Regions from separate parts of the Mus musculus genome. Here region 2 is linked to region 1. Evidence: chromatin loops called from intact Hi-C (ENCODE). Cell type or tissue: left cerebral cortex. All regions are shown on one strand.

Region 1 (8,000 bases):
AAGACCACAGCTTGCCAAAGAGAAGATCGAAGGTTGCCATATCTGCACGTCAGTCACACCGGGAGAGCCTCAGGTCTTCCTCGGGAAGGATAAGGCCTTTACTTTTGATTATGTGTTTGACATTGACTCCCAGCAGGAGCAGATCTACACCCAGTGCATCGAAAAGCTCATTGAAGGCTGTTTTGAAGGCTACAATGCCACCGTGTTTGCCTATGGACAAGTAAATGCCTCATTGTGTGCATGCGAATTAGAATTCAGTTCTGTTTCCATTGTCTTGTCTTGTGGCCTGGGTAGTATGAACTGTCCTTCTCTTGTCCCTTTGTTCAGACCGGAGCTGGGAAAACCTACACGATGGGAACCGGATTTGACGTGAACATCATGGAGGAAGAGCAGGGCATCATCTCTCGTGCTGTTAGACACCTGTTCAAGAGTATTGATGAGAAAAAGACCTCAGCGATTAAAAACGGGCTGCCCCCTCCTGAATTCAAAGTGAATGCCCAGTTCCTAGAGGTAATAGACTCATGGTCAATTTCCTTTAAATTTTACCCGTTACAGCAGATCCTTATTAATAGGATACTGCTGGGCTTTTGTATAGTGCTTTGCACACAACACTCAGTCAATGTGGGTTTAGGAAATTAGCATTATTAGTTAATAGGTAATAAATATGCCTTACTTTTGGACGCAAAATAATGTTGACATTTATACTATAAATGCGTGACATGTAGATTAAAAGTACAATTAACATTGCTTATTTCTGAACCTTTTCTTAACAAGTGATAAACTATTGTAGGTAATTTGGGTCGGCTTATAAAGTGCTAGGAGTTAAGAAATTATTATCAAAAGGGAGGGGGCAAGTTGAGAAATGGCTTCAGAGGCTGAGGGTGTCTCTGTAGTGTGCAATTATTATTGGGTTAGTATAAATTTATGGTACATAGTCTGGTAGGGCGCTCTGTTAGGAGGAGGAAATCTAGGCTCTTGGGTAATACTATAGTTAGATGGGCTGGCACATTGTAATTCTGAATTGCATTGACTTTACATATGTCAATAAAGATCTTTAAGAAATGAAGGATAAAAAATGGATGTCTCGGTGGGTAAGGATGCTTGCTGCCAAGCTTGAGGTCCTGAGTTCCATTCCAGAGAAGAGAACCAGCTCTCCATGTGCGTGCCATGGCATGCATGCTCTATACGTACGCATAAATAAATACGTGTGTGTGTGTGTGTGTGTGTGTGTGTGTGTGTGTGTGTGTGTGTGTAGTAAAAGATAGAAGAAGTAAGCCACCAGAGATAGAATTATCATCCTGTTTGCCAGCTGTAATCACAACCAGCATATTCACAATTACCAAGTGATGGGATCAGCCTGGGTGCCCATCGACAGACAAATGCATAAAGAAGATGTGAAATGCACACACACATGCATGGGCCTGTGTACAGCGTAGAGCACTATTCAGCCTTAAGAATGGAATTATGCAGATTGCAAGAAGATGGACGGGACTGGAAATCATCATGTTGTGTGGAATAAGCCAGACCCACAAAGATAGAATAACAGAGTTCCTTTTGTATTTGTTAAACAAACAACAACAAAAACAACAACAAAACAAAGCAAAAAAATAAATAAATAAAAAGGAAGGGAAGGCTTTGAAATAGAAGTGAGGGAGAGGGGAGGGGGGAGGGGAAGGAGAAAGCAGGTGAATATTTGCCTGAACTACATTGTATACATATGTGAAGTGTCGCAATAGAACTTATCTTTTTTTTTACATTAATGAATGAGAAAAGAATTAGTAAAGTCTTTAAACGCACCGAACAGGATAAGTATAAAAGGAAAAAGAAATACAGTTTTAGGGTGAAATTGTAAAACGTTGAAAATTCTTAACATCTCCGAGCTTTTTCTTTAATCTCAGCATCTGAAATGCTGAGGTAGGGCCTCTGTGAGTTCAAGGGCAGCCTGCTCGGGATACTCAGTGACACACCCCACCCTCCTAGGACAGCCTGATCTACAGAAAGTCCCAGGCAGCCAGGGCTACTTCTAATGAGACCTCACACCCAATACCCCAACCCCAACCTTCTCCCCCAAATAGAAAGTATCTCTGCCCTAACCTTTGGCTTTGCCTGCATCTGAGCCGTACTGGCTCAAGCTTGCCTATTTGTCTTTGCTTCTGTCTTGCGGAGTGGTCATAGGTCATCTTAGCTTTTGTGCCTGGGTTGTTTGTTACGATTACGTCATTTCCTCTTTATTTTTATAGCTAAATCTGACATTCCCTTCAGTACTCATAAATGTGTGATCATATACTAATTCATAGCTATATGAAGAAATAGCTGTCATTTTGAGGGCTGTCGAGTGTATTGAAGATACCCTGAAGCATGTCAGAGGCTCACAGAACCACTTCGACAGAATTAACCATTTAATGTGTCTTTTCCACAGCTCTATAATGAAGAGGTCCTTGACTTGTTTGATACCACTCGGGATATTGATGCAAAAAATAAAAAATCAAATATAAGAATTCATGAAGATTCAACTGGAGGAATTTATACTGTGGGCGTCACAACACGCACTGTGAATACAGAACCGGAGGTGACTGTGTTGTTAAAACAGAGCGTAGGGGCTTTCAAAATTGTCATTACTGATAGAACTCAAGATAAATACGTAAAATGGCTTTCGTTCAGTACAACGGAGTTAAAAATCTTGTCTGCCTTCTTTGTGCTTTTTCCCCCCCTAAAAGAACATCATTATAAAAGTATGAGAGTCCTAGCAAGATGTGTCAGGTGCCTTCTTTGTGCTTTTTCCCCCCCTAAAAGAACATCATGATAAAAGTATGAGAGTCCTAGCAAGATGTGTCAGGAACCTGGTGCCCACATGATGGAAGGAAAACCAATCCCCAAACTTCCAAATGTTGCTGTCTGATCCTATGCATGTACTATGTCTGACGCGTGTGCACACACACTGACATATGAATTGATGCCAAAATGAATTTAATGGAATACTGTTGCTAACTCCTTAGCATAACGTTTGTGTCTTGCTAATTCTTTACCATAACAACACCGAGAGAGGCCGTCATCCTTGGCAGATGATGTCTGAAGTTGGGTGCAGTGTGTGTACAGCTCACATGCCAGAGCTACAGAGGGCTAAACTGTGCTGAAGTACGAGGTTGTAATCCATTCGTTCTTTGCTCGTGAGGTTTAGGATTGTGTCTTGGCTTTTATAGGGACGCATTTAAGAAAAAAATAATAATCTTAAAAAAAATGAGAAGAAAAAACTCAAACAGGGACGCCTAACTGATTCGGATTACTGTGGAGTCCGTCGTCCCAAAGCCTTCTACTGTAACAGTTTGGAGTGGAAGCTGTAAATGTCAGCATAGGACGGACAATGGGACTTAGTGTTTTCTCCTAGTCAAAAAAAAAAAAAAAAAAAAGGAGAGTGCACCATTGTACTGAGAAGTTCAGCTGAGATGGGCCTATAACAAAAAGATAGGATGAGAGATCTTCCTTTATGTCCGTCAGCACAGTGGGTTTTAGCCGGCAGCTCAGCCAGAAGGTTGGCTGGTGCCTGTGTGTCAAGTGAAGCTTCTCTTCCCCGTTGCAGATGATGCAGTGTCTGAAGCTGGGCGCTCTCTCGCGCACCACGGCCAGCACCCAGATGAACGTACAGAGCTCTCGTTCACACGCCATCTTTACCATTCACGTGTGTCAAACCAGAGTGTGTCCCCAAACAGATGCTGTGAGTTCATTTTTCTTGTTTCTTAAACATTTTGCCTTTAGATCAGTACATCCTATGCACCTCTGGAGAGGCGTTTGATCCAGTTTTATTTGATTTTATTTGATTTTTTTTCTTCCTCTTAGTTTCCTTTTGTTGTTGTTGTTGTTATTTATTTAAAGGAAGCTGACCAATTGTGTAAGACTTTGGAAAACAAACAAAAATACTGAATATCTGTTTGTTATGACCAAGTGGAGGGGTCATCCTCTAGGCTCTTTGTGGTTAGGGCTGTTTTGTCTATTTTCCTTCATCAGCAGAGCCTTAGTTCAGTACAGCTGGAGATTGCTGTCCAAACTTTTTCTCTGATGTTTTCATTTATGCTTGCATGGCTATGCCACTGTTTCTCCAGCTGTGCAAGGGGGCAGATGTGGACAAGGTTACAGGGTGTTTGATGTCACATTAATGAGGAATCTTCGATTATCTTCCGCCATCCCAGGAGAACGCAACTGATAATAAGCTGATCTCCGAATCGTCGCCAATGAATGAGTTTGAGACGCTGACGGCGAAGTTTCACTTTGTTGATCTGGCGGGATCGGAAAGACTGAAGAGAACCGGAGCTACAGGCGAGAGAGCAAAAGAGGGCATTTCCATCAACTGCGGGCTTGTAAGACCACAAGAGACACGTGCCCTCTCTGCTGTCCCTCTCTGTTTAGCTTGGTTGGTTTGGTGATCATTAAGTAGTGCAGGCTCGCCTCACAATGATTCTCCTGCCTCAGACTTTGCCATCCTGGAGTTATAGACATACATTATCAGGGCCAGCTTCCTTTTCTCTACTGTATTCACAATATATCTCATGGAAATCCTCACTGTCTTGAAGGCTAAAGCAACAGTAATACATTGACCTTCTGACCACACTGTCTGTTATCCCACCCCCACGTCGCGGGCTTTCTTATGTCTTAGTTTGGCTCGCTCAACCTTTCTAGTATGTGCAAAAGCTGACAGATGGGAACAATGTTTTTAAACTTCTTTCCACACTTGAAAACATACATTCAAAGCAAGCCCTTAAAGTTAAGTATTTCCTTGGACAAGACACAAAGGTCACCTTGGTTGACATTTTGTGACACTGGTTTTATTGACTGTGTGGATCATTGGAAAGCTTTTTAACAGTTTATTTTTATTATGTCTTTGTATCTCAGAGTCTGATCTATTTTGTTGGAATTTTGTCCAGAGTCCAGAGATTTATCCATTTTTTTTTTTTTTTTACAAAATAGTTTGTATTAGGAATTAACTTTAATGCTCTGCCACCTAGTGGTATTTTGATAGGCAAACGCCTTGTGGTTGAGTTAGCAGAAGGTTTCATTATGTGCAAGAAAATATTTTAGAACACTCTTTTGCATGCCTTTCCTTCTTGCTCTCCTCATTATAGTATTAGACATCTGTTCCCGTGTAAGGAACAGCACTGCTAAATTCCTGTAATGGTGACACCTGGTCATATGCTTCTACTTGGACCCTTCTTGTCCTGCAGTGGGACCTCCAAACTTTAGGGGTTTTGTTTGTTTGTTTTTAACCAGTGCCCATTGATCCCAGTATGATTACATTTCTGTTAGGAACTGTCCAGTGAAGCTTATTAGAGAGACCCTAATCTCCCAATATCAAGGCCCTCATGGACAGGCTCCCTCGTAGTCAGGCCTGAGCCCTACACTTTGAATGTTGTCTCGGATGGATTAGGACACGTGTCCCGAAAGGGACAAAATCCATTGCTCAATTTCCCGTCGAGGCTGTTGAACTTTGGTGTGGCCAGTACTGAATTCCGTAGATTCTGGAAAAAGAGGCCGAGATACAGTATGACTCATGCCACTTGCTGGATGGTGACTTGGCCCTGACAGTCCGTGTTTCTGGTTGTCTCGTGACTGAAAGCTGATATGATTAGTGTGGGGAATGCGTTCCTCGTGGAGTCCAGCCCGTTCACGGCAGGAAAGTATAGCTATAGAGATATTAATGATTTACCTTTTATAACGTTGGATATTGAACACATATCATGTCATATATATATATATATATATATATATATATATATATATATATATATTTCTAAAGTATTACTTGTGTAGTGAATCCTTGCTCAGGGAAATGACACTAATATTTTCCTTGTGGCTATGAGAAGTATTAGCCACATAGACCATTTGTATTATAGCAGGAAACTTTCAAGGAGCTGGGGACTTGCTAAACGTTTGATTTAAATTGAGAAAAACTCATAATACGAATGAGTAGTTCCCTGAAGATGTAACCTGAGCTCCAGGCATGGTCAGACTTAGTCAGTCTTTAAACATTTCTGTTTTAAGGGAAAATCTCTGGACTCTAAGGGCTATGAGTAACACATGTGTTACTGAGCTTACTTGTATTTGGAAATACAAATGTGAATTAAATCCAAACACGGGGTTCTTAATTTTTATCTTGTTTCCTACAGGCTGTCCTTATTAGTTAAAAGCGCTCTAGTTAATAAGCATATGATTTTCCCCTCTCTCCTTTTCTCTGTCAGTTGGCTCTTGGGAATGTAATCAGCGCCTTGGGGGACAAGAGCAAGAGAGCCACCCATGTCCCTTACAGAGACTCTAAGCTGACAAGACTCTTGCAGGATTCCCTTGGGGGTAACAGGTATGTGTTCATCCGTGTTCTAGGTTTAGATTGCATACAATTTTTAAGGTGTTATCTGTAAGATGATTTATAAGAACTGCTTTTATTTTAAAGCAAATGAATAGGGCAAAAAAGTGACAGATACCTAAAATGTGTAAATCATTTTATACATAATAATTCTGGTAGTACTTATAATATTCTTTGGGTAGTGCTGATATTACTATTTTATTGACGAGTTAAAGTTGGGAAAGTTTGGTGATTTATTGAACACCGTATAAGTTTTAAAGGAAATCAGCAATACATGCTTGTTCTACAGTAGTGTAGCTTCTCATTTGCATACAGGAGAGGCCACAAGAATTTTGTTGGTAATAAATGAAACCTTCTAAATTACCACAAAGTCGTTTAAATATTATTGACAGTTTCTCACAAAGTCTAAGGTCGGAACTTGTTTTGTTATGCTGGAAAAGTTGTCAGAAAATGTCAGTTGGATAAAATGCAGGGCGTTTGCTGACGAGCTGTTGGATTCTGTGCTCTCTTACCCTCTAACCCTTTGCACTGGAGGACTTCATGGCTAAACATTTCCTTCTGCTACACAGTCCCTTCTTTCTCCTCCATTGACTGTGTAAATGGAAACTTTTGGGTTTTTGGCATTTGAATTCATTCATAGCCTATTTCAACAAGTTAAACACGCTCCGCACATTTCCTTGATTATGCTTTTAGTGGTCTAAAAGTCATGTTTATTGAGTAGAGGCCACACAATGAACAATCTGGGAATTACGTCTCTTTTTGGACTGCAATTTTTTAAAAAAGACTTTTGAATAATTTTGAATTTAGGTTTAAAATCAGTTTGCCTTAGAAAAAGATCTGTGTAATCCAGCAGCGTTTTAAAATATCTCTTCCTTTTATGTAATCTTGGCATGGTCTTCTTTCTCTTTAGATGTATTGCATGTTTGAATGCAATATGGCTTCCTTTGTTGCATATTTTAAAACCTGTTTTTAGTATTTTCCGTATGTTTTTCAGGATCAATCTAGTTTCATAACAAAGTAAAAATTGTTTTTGAGCCCAATGAACATTTTCTAATTTCCTTCCTTCCCTTCCCTTCCCTTCCCTTCCCTTCCCTTCCCTTCCCTTCCCTTCCCTCCCCCTCCCCCTCCCCCTCCCCCTCCCCCTCCCCCTCCCCCTTCCTTCCTTCCTTCCTTCCTTCCTTCCTTCCTTCCTTCCTTCCTTCCCTCCCTCCCTCCCTCCCTCCCTCCCTCCCTCCCTCCCTCTCTCTCTTTCTTTCTTTCTTTCTTTCTTTCTTTTGTTTTCCTTTTTTGCTTTTGAGACAGGGTCTTTCTGTATAGCCCTGGCTGCCCTGAGACTTCCTATGTTAGACCAAGGCTGACCTTGAGCTCACAGAGATCTACTTGCCCCCGCCTCCCAAGGGCTGGGGTTAAAGGTGTGCCCCACCACACTCAGCCCTCAGCCCTGTGTTCCTTTAAAGGTACAATTCTATAACTTGAACTGTGAAACGAGGCAGATCAGATGCATGTCTGCCCCTTACACATTTATATAGTTTGAATATTTTACCCCCTTGAGAGGTTGTTTGTTCTGCAAGCGTGCTGGGCTGTTCTCACTGTGGCTGGTGCTTGCCTGCTTGTTGAGGATCCTCCAGTGGCTCCTTACCTGTTTTCTAAT
Region 2 (8,000 bases), 160 kb before region 1:
ATGCCGCACAACAGCCAGCTAAATGTTGTGTTTTGTTGTTCTCTCAATTACATTTTAATCTTTAAAAGTCTGATCTTTGTCCCCTCCTGCCTCAGCCTAATCTTATTATTACATTTTATCTATCTATCTATCTATCTATCTATCCATCCATCTATTATTTATCTATCTATGCATATATCTACCTACCTATTATTTATCACCTATATATCATCTATCTACCCATAATCTATCTGTCCATCTGTCTACCTATATATCTTTTCAGTGTGTATGTGTGCATGCATTTGTGTTTGCATGTATGTATATGTGCATGCTGCATATGTCTCACAGGCATATAAGAGGACAATTTGCAGGAAATAAGTTCTGTCCTTCTACCTTGTGCATTCTGGGAACAAACTCCTGATGTCAGACTTGGCAGCTGGAAGTTTTACCAGCTGAGCCATTTTATTTTTTCTATCTTACATTTCAAATTACTGACTCTTGTCGTTTAGGATGCTGCACATTTTAGATTGGTCTGTTTGCTTGCAATCTTGTTCTTCTAATTTCCAGTCTAAATAAAACCAGGCAATTAGAGAAAAATGAATGGTTAGATTTAAGTCTCCCAGTATGATTATGTGGGGTGTGATGTGTGCTTTGAGCTTTAGTAAAGTTTCTTTTACGAAAGTGGGTGCTCTTGCATTTGGAGTAGAGATGTTCAGAATTGAGACTTCATCTTGGTAGATTTTTCTTTTGACCAGTATAAAGTGTCTTTCCTTATCTTTTTTGATAACTTTTGGTTGAAAGTTGATTTTATGATATTAGAATAGTTACTCCAGCTTGTTTCTTGGAACAATTTGCTTGGAAGATTGTTTTCCAACCTTTTATTCTGAGGTAGTGTCTGTCTTTGTCACTGAGGTGTGTTTCCTGTATGCAGCAAAATGCTGGGTCCTGTTTACATATCCAGTCTATTAGTCTATGTATTTTGGGGGGAATTGATTCCATTGATGCTAAGAGATATTAAAGAAAAGTGTTTGTTGCTTCCTGTTATTTTTTTATGTTAGAGGTGGAACCATGTTTGTGTGGCTATCTTCTTTTGGGTTTGTTGAAAAATTACTTTCTTGCTTTTTCAAGGGTGTAGTTTCCCTCCTTGTGTTGGTGTTTTCCATCTATTATCCTTTGTAGGGCTAGATTTATGGAAAGCATTCTGTAAATTTGGTTTTATCATGGAATATCTTGGGTTCTTCATCTAATTGAGAGTTTTGCTGGATATAGAAGCCTGGGGTGGCATTTGTATTCTCTTAGGGTCTGTATGACATCTGCCCAGGATCTTCTAGCTTTCAGTCTCTGGTGTAATTCTAATAGGTCTGCCTTTATATGTTACTTGACCCTTTCCCCTTACTGATTTTAATATTCTTTCTTTGTTTAGTGCATTTACTGTTTTAATTATTATGTGATGGGAGAAATTTCTTTTCTAGTCCAGACTATTTGAAGTTCTGTAGGCTTCTTGTATGTTCATGGGCATCTCTTTCTTTAGGTTAGGGAAGTTTTCTTCTATAATTTTGTTGAAGACATTTACTGGCCCTTTAAGTTGGGAATCTTAGCTCTCTTCTATACCTACTATCGTTAGGTTTTGTCTTCTCATTGTGTCCTGGATCTCCTGGATGTTTTGTGTTAGGAGTTTTTTTTTTTTTTTTTTTTTTTTTTTTTTTTTGCTTTTTGCATTTTCTTTGACTGTTGTGTCAATGTTTTCTATGGTATCTTCTGCATCTGAGATTTTCTCTTCTATCTCTTGTATTCTCTTGGTGATGCTTGCAACTATGACTCCTGATCTCTTTCCTAGGTTTTCTAACTCCAAGGTTGTCTCCCTTTGTGATTTCTTTATTGTTTCTATTTCCATTTTTAGATCTTGGGTGGTTTTGTTCATCTCCTTCACCTCTTTAGTTGTGTTTTCCTGTAATTCTTTAAGGGATTGTTGTGTTTCCTCTTTAAGGGTTTCTGGCTGTTTACCTGTGTTCTCCTGTATTTTTTTACGGGTATTATTTATAACCTTCTTAAAGTCCTCTATCACCAACATGAGAAGTGATTTTACATCCAAATCTTGCTTTTCTGGTGTGATGGTGTATCCAGGACTTGCTATGGTGGGAGAATTGGGTTCTGATGATGCCAAGTAAGCTTGGTTTCTGTTGCTTCTGTTCTTATGCTTGCCTCCCACCATCTGATTATCTCTAGAGCTACCTGCCCTTGCTATATCTGACTGGAGCCTGTCCTTCCTGTGAACCTGGTTGCATCAGAACTCCTCAGAGATCAGCTGTCTCTGTGATCCTGTGATTCCAGGATCCTGTGATCCTGAGATCCTGGGTGTGTCAGAGCTCCTGGGAGTCAACAGCCTGTGGGTCCCTGAGATCCTGGTGTGACCAAGCTCCTGGGATCTTGGGATGCTGGGATCCTGGGATCCTACAGTCCTGGGTGTGTTAGAGTGCCTGGGACTAGAGCTTCTTCTGGGTGTTGTGGGACTGGCTGTGGAGTTCGAGCCCAAAGACTGCATAGGGCACAAGCTCAGACTGGAAGGAACCTGTGCCACTGGTCGGGTGGAATTCTTGGTTGCCTGGGTCCTGCTGGTCCCAGTTACTTCCAGGATTGGGGCAGATGTTGTGTCCTCCTCACCTCTGATCCTATGATCCTGGGCATGTTAGAGTGCTTGGGAGTGGAACTTCCTCTGGGTATCATGGGACTGGCTAGTAAGTATATTTTAAGCATATAATTCAAAAAGTTTTTACAGATGTAGGTACACTAAGTAACATAATGTTCATCTCACTCAACGTCTCATCCGAGTTAGAAAATGTTTTTATTACCCGGAAAAAGGTTCTCAGTCCCTTTTTTGTTCAAGTTCTCCATATACCCACTTCTTTACAATCTCATGCAAGTGAAATCATATACTATGTAGTTTTATGTATAACTCTGATTTTTAGTGAGAAAAATTAGTTATCTTAGTGTATGTCTTAATGTATGTATTACTTATACTAAGCTTACATTGTTAGTCTAACGATAGAGGGTACTTTAAAAAAAAACAAAACTGAACTGAATTTTACCAACTCTGTATTTTTCCTGCTGTGCTTTGAAATGCTGCTCTCTCTGAGGAGACTCAAGGGCACACTGTAGCTTGACATTTCTGACCAGCTGTCAGCCCATCTCTGGGAACTGGCTTGGGTTTCGTCCATAAATACTCAGTAATATGATCAGCAACACAGCCTGAGAGGGGTGGTGTAGTGAACTGCAAATGTGACCATTTTTCCATGTCTCTGTGTTAATGAGATAAGCCCTTCAATAAGAACAAGAGACATCAATAAAGAAAGCGTTTTAACCCAATGTTTCAAGTATTGGACTAATCAGTATTCATGATTGTAAAATGTATCAGGTAGCAAATAGTAAAAAGGCAGCACTTTTGCAAATGAATCAAATAAATTAGAAAGTTAAAGCCAGTGTAGGAAACTGGTAATGCTGAGGGATTGCCTCTTCCCATGCTCTCAGGGCCAATATGGTTCTGACAATGAGATTATGACACATACTGAGCTGTGATAGGAAAGATCTGCACTGGCAACAACAGAGAACTCTGGTCAGAAATGATACAATGCATTACAATAGAATTTGCTTTACAAGAGCCTTATAATTCTAATATTTAAAGAATGACCAGGAAAATCCTGTCTTGAAGGGATAGGTTTCTTCCTTCACATATCCTACACTACTTGTGATTCACAAAGGAGAAAAAAAAAAAAGCAAATGTCTAAGAGTTTGTGTCATTTAATACTTTAAGTATTAGTTCTACAAGTATCCACTCCTGGCTGTGTTGTTTGGTATATTTACACATACACACACACACACACACACACACACACACACACACACACACACACACAGCCTAACACTGCCAAGGAAACAGAAGTATGACTCATCTTACATTCCTTATGAGTTGCTATGACAACAGAATATAAAATACACATTTTTTTTTCTTCTTCGAAAATCTTCTTTAGCTCAAAGCACTCTAAAAAGGAAGGTACAAAATATGATGGACAGTGCAGAGAGGAGCTTTATACAAAAAGAAAATTTACCTAAATTTTCTTTCTCTTGTATACTTTTCTTCACCTTCTCTATTTAAATAAAATCACAAACAGTAATTAACACACAGAAAATTAATATTTCATCATAATATGAACCCACAAAGCTACTTCTTTACCGTTGTCTTGGGGAAAGTACAGCAATCATTAGAGACTTTCACAGTCCTATGGAGCGCTAACGGCTTGATGCCCCAGCATAGGGGAAGGCCAGGGTGGTGAGGTGGGAGTGGGTAGGTGGGTGGGGGAGCATCCTCACAGAAGCAGGGGGAGGAAGCTGGGATAAGGGGATTTCAGAGGGGAACCCGGGAAGGGGGGATAAAATTTGAATGTAAATAAATAAAATAACAATAAGAAAAATTTTTAAATTTAATTAATTAATTAAAAAAGAAATGCCTTTAACTCTTGCATCTGTCACTTCCATCTCCAGAGCCCAACTAATATGCAAGCACATTAGAAAAAAAAAAACTTATGAGGCTAAGAAGTCATTTATGTAAAATGAGATATTATTTTGATACTGGGGGCCATGAATGTGAAATAGAACAAGGTGCGGTACACAGAAGGACTTGGAGGGGAAATGGAAAGGGAAAATTATATTATGTAATTATATTAGAATCTCAAAAAATCAAAAATAGATAAATGGAAATAATTTCATGATGAAAACTGCCCTGGAATACTTTGAAACTAACTTTCAAAACTAAAATGAAAACATCAAATGATGGTGTCCACATGGTGACTTTAGTCCCTCTGAAGTTGTCAGGGTACCATTGTTATCCAAAGAAAGGCACAGCTGCAGAGCAATTTCACTCAGTTATTTGTTTGTTTATTTGTTTGTTTTCAGACCGAAGTATGCATTGCTGGATGAATGTACCAGTGCCGTGAGCATCGACGTTGAAGGAAAGATATTTCAGGCTGCTATTGGGGCTGGGATTTCCCTACTCTCCATAACACACAGGCCTTCTCTGTGGTACGTGCTCACAGCATCCTCCTCTGGGAGGGATGCTTTGTCTCTTCTCAGAAGATAACCTTGCTAAATGTTTCTGTGTGGAACATAAAATATTTCATTTGTTTTCTACCTGTATTTCTCTAATGTTCCCGCAAATATAGGTTAGCTCCCTGTGGCCTAATGTAACCTTCATGTGTTGTGTGGAAATGAACGTCACCTTCTAGTCATTCTGAGAAGCTACAGGAGAATCTGACAGTTGATCTGTACTAAAAAAATTATTTATCATAACACTAGAATGTACTGTGAAAGATTATGGAGTGGGTTAGGTTTAAGGTTAGGATATGATTACAAAATTTTTTTAAATTTACTTTAAAATCCAGTTTGTGTGTGGGATGTTAAAATTCCATAACTTAGTATTTCTAAAATTATCAAGTTAGAGGGATCACAGGAAATAATAAAATAATAATAATAAAGCTTTTTGTTGTTTGTTTTAAGAAAAAAAAAAGAACATGTCAAGAACAAGCATTAAATCCCTCATCACCATTCAAACAATGGTGATGAATCAGTGGAGATGGCAGACATCAAAAACAGTGTCATCTTCTTAAAGGGGAATGACCCTTTCAGCAAGTACCTTTAACCCACTGAGCCATCTCACTGTCCCTAGCCTTCATAGTTTAATGATAGGGTTAGGGGGGGGTGTTTTGTTTTGTTTTGTTTTGTTTTGTTTTTGTATTCTACAGCGTGACATACTTATAAATACATATAAATACTTCGCTTTCAATTTAACTTTTATAATATGATCTTATATGTTAGGAGGTCAATATTTCCTTTAGCAGAACAGTAGCATTTGGTTTTACTCTAGATCATGGCCTCTGTAGTCTAAGGTTCTTGGACAACCAAACCGTGTTGGGTACAGGTTCCATATCATGGAGTGGACCTTAAATCCAAGGAGATAGTGAGTGGTTGGTTATTCCCACAAAATTTGTACCGCTATTGCACCAGCATTATTGTGCAGGCAGGTCACCATTGTGTGGTGTTTAGAGTGGTACGGGTTTTATAGCTGGGTTGTATCTACCTGTCTCTTCCAGTAATGTGCAGACTACTTTCCAGTTCCAAGAAATGAACCCTAGTCTGTAGTGATGAAGGGTCCAGGCAGGCGCTAGTTGGACATCTCCATGGTTGTCTTCAGCAATATAGCTTTACTATCAATTCGTGGCAAGCAACCCCTTTGGACAACAACTCAATTGTATGTATCCCATCCCTGGTGCTGAAGGTTTCATTTGTTGACAAGTGGCATCGATGTTGAGGCTTTGTCTCCATTATTTTGTGGTGACTCTATTCAGATCTCCTTTTAATATATGTATATATTTTAAGAAATGTCTACAGTGATAGCTTCCGATAACTCTCCTGTTTCTCTGTGTTTCCCTGCTTTAACTTCCTCTTCCCCCTCTCCATTTAATCCTCTCAGTCCAGCTCATTCATCTGTCCATAACTATCTATTCTATTGACCCTTCTTTGGGAATTCCTTCCCTTCCCCAACTGACCCATTGCTCTATTCCTAACTTCTGTGGTTAGAAGGATCGCAGCCTGTTTATTGAAGGCTTAACAGCTCACATCCGCATATAAGATAGAAGCTGATTGAAAAGGCTGACTGTTCATAATAAATAATAATTACTTGTTGTAAGATGAAAAACTGAAGACAGAAAAATGTGAAGAACCATGAGCCAGTGAAGCTAAGTGACCCTGTACAGGTGGCTCATGACTGGAACAACTCTGCCAGCCATACTCTCTCCACCCATCCCACAATCCTCTGCTAGTGGCTTTGGCTTCCCTTAGTAGAGGGATGGATTGCCTCCCGTCTTTCAGTTCTGCACTTTTACATAGCTCCTAAGTAGCTGAACCATGAGAGAAGAGTGAATCTATGTGACAGTAAGAGAATGTTTCTAAAAGACTCCTGTGGGCAATCATGTAAAAATGATTCTAAATTATTATTATTACTGAGAAAGTTGTACTTAAGTAGAATTCATCCCAGAGGGTGGTATTATGTATAAATAAGCTTCTTTTGTGTTTTCTTTGTTTTCTTTAGTTTTTTTTCGATATGATCTTTAAAAGTTTACTCTTTCCCCAATTCCCTTTCCTTACTTCTCTTCTAACTATGCTTCGTTATTTATTCAGAACACATATTTCTTCAGAAGATATTATGAGGGTAAATTAATACAAGAATAATCTTCCTTTGTAAATTATATGTACTCAAAATATGAAAGAAAAATTCAGGAACATCAAGAAGAATTTCTTAGAGATGAAAGACTTTAGACTTTAGCAATTCCACTGTTTATCTGAGATAACATTAGAAATAAAATGTAAAATAGCCACATCCACTAAAATTTGTCTCTGAACATCAGCTAGAAAGCTCTATAATGGAAACGGCTTTTAGGATTATGACTGATTACACTTTGTTTTAATCACACAGGAAATACCACACTCATCTATTACAATTCGATGGCGAAGGAGGCTGGCGCTTTGAACAGTTGGACACTGCTATCCGTTTAACGTTGAGTGAGGAAAAGCAAAAGTTGGAGTCGCAGCTCGCTGGAATTCCCAAAATGCAACAGAGACTCAACGAACTATGCAAAATTCTGGGGGAAGACTCGGTGCTGAAAACAATCCAAACTGCAGAAAAGACATCCTAATTTATCTTGACATGTTTTCAGTTACCTTCTAGGTGAAGCCTCAGAGACTCTCTCTTTACTGCATGCAGTATGTTAAGCTAAGTGCAGAGAAAGCAAGCCGGCAAAAAAAAAGTATTTTGTATGATTTTAGCATCGAGGAAATATATGAAGACTTTTCAAACAAACAAACAAAAAAAGCAAACAAATTAGTTGAGATTAGTCATGACTTCAGTTAGTGCCCAGTGAAAAGCTAACTCACCTGTAAAGCAGGACTTTCTAGGACTAGGAGAAAGTGGCCTG

What was found. Hi-C counts contacts between places; a loop is a spot of excess contacts. Peaks named below come from ENCODE experiments on the same cell type or tissue, not always from the same donor. Only the 100,000 strongest peaks of a DNase experiment are listed, where the experiment ranks them.
Region 2: it touches region 1 in a loop (2.3-fold over the local background); 3 of 42 quality-filtered maps call a loop at or near these places.

The regions. Positions count from the first base shown.
Region 1 is chr15:90,990,053-90,998,052 of GRCm38, reverse strand. Kif21a (kinesin family member 21A) reads left to right here. Exons shown (of 37, transcript NM_001109040.2): 2 at 1-220; 3 at 328-510; 4 at 2,420-2,569; 5 at 3,578-3,712; 6 at 4,185-4,352; 7 at 6,228-6,343. Among named protein-coding and RNA genes, the nearest start is that of Gm52216, 35 kb to the left of the region's middle. In left cerebral cortex, a CTCF peak has its summit at 4,998 (motif pointing left); a DNase peak (open chromatin) is centred at 5,547.
Region 2 is chr15:91,148,707-91,156,706 of GRCm38, reverse strand. It overlaps Abcd2 (ATP-binding cassette, sub-family D (ALD), member 2), which reads left to right. Exons shown (of 10, transcript NM_011994.3): 9 at 4,927-5,052; 10 at 7,502-8,000. The coding sequence ends at 7,721. Among named protein-coding and RNA genes, the nearest start is that of Abcd2, 39 kb to the left of the region's middle. In left cerebral cortex, no CTCF peak of the experiment used is centred here; a DNase peak (open chromatin) is centred at 3,882.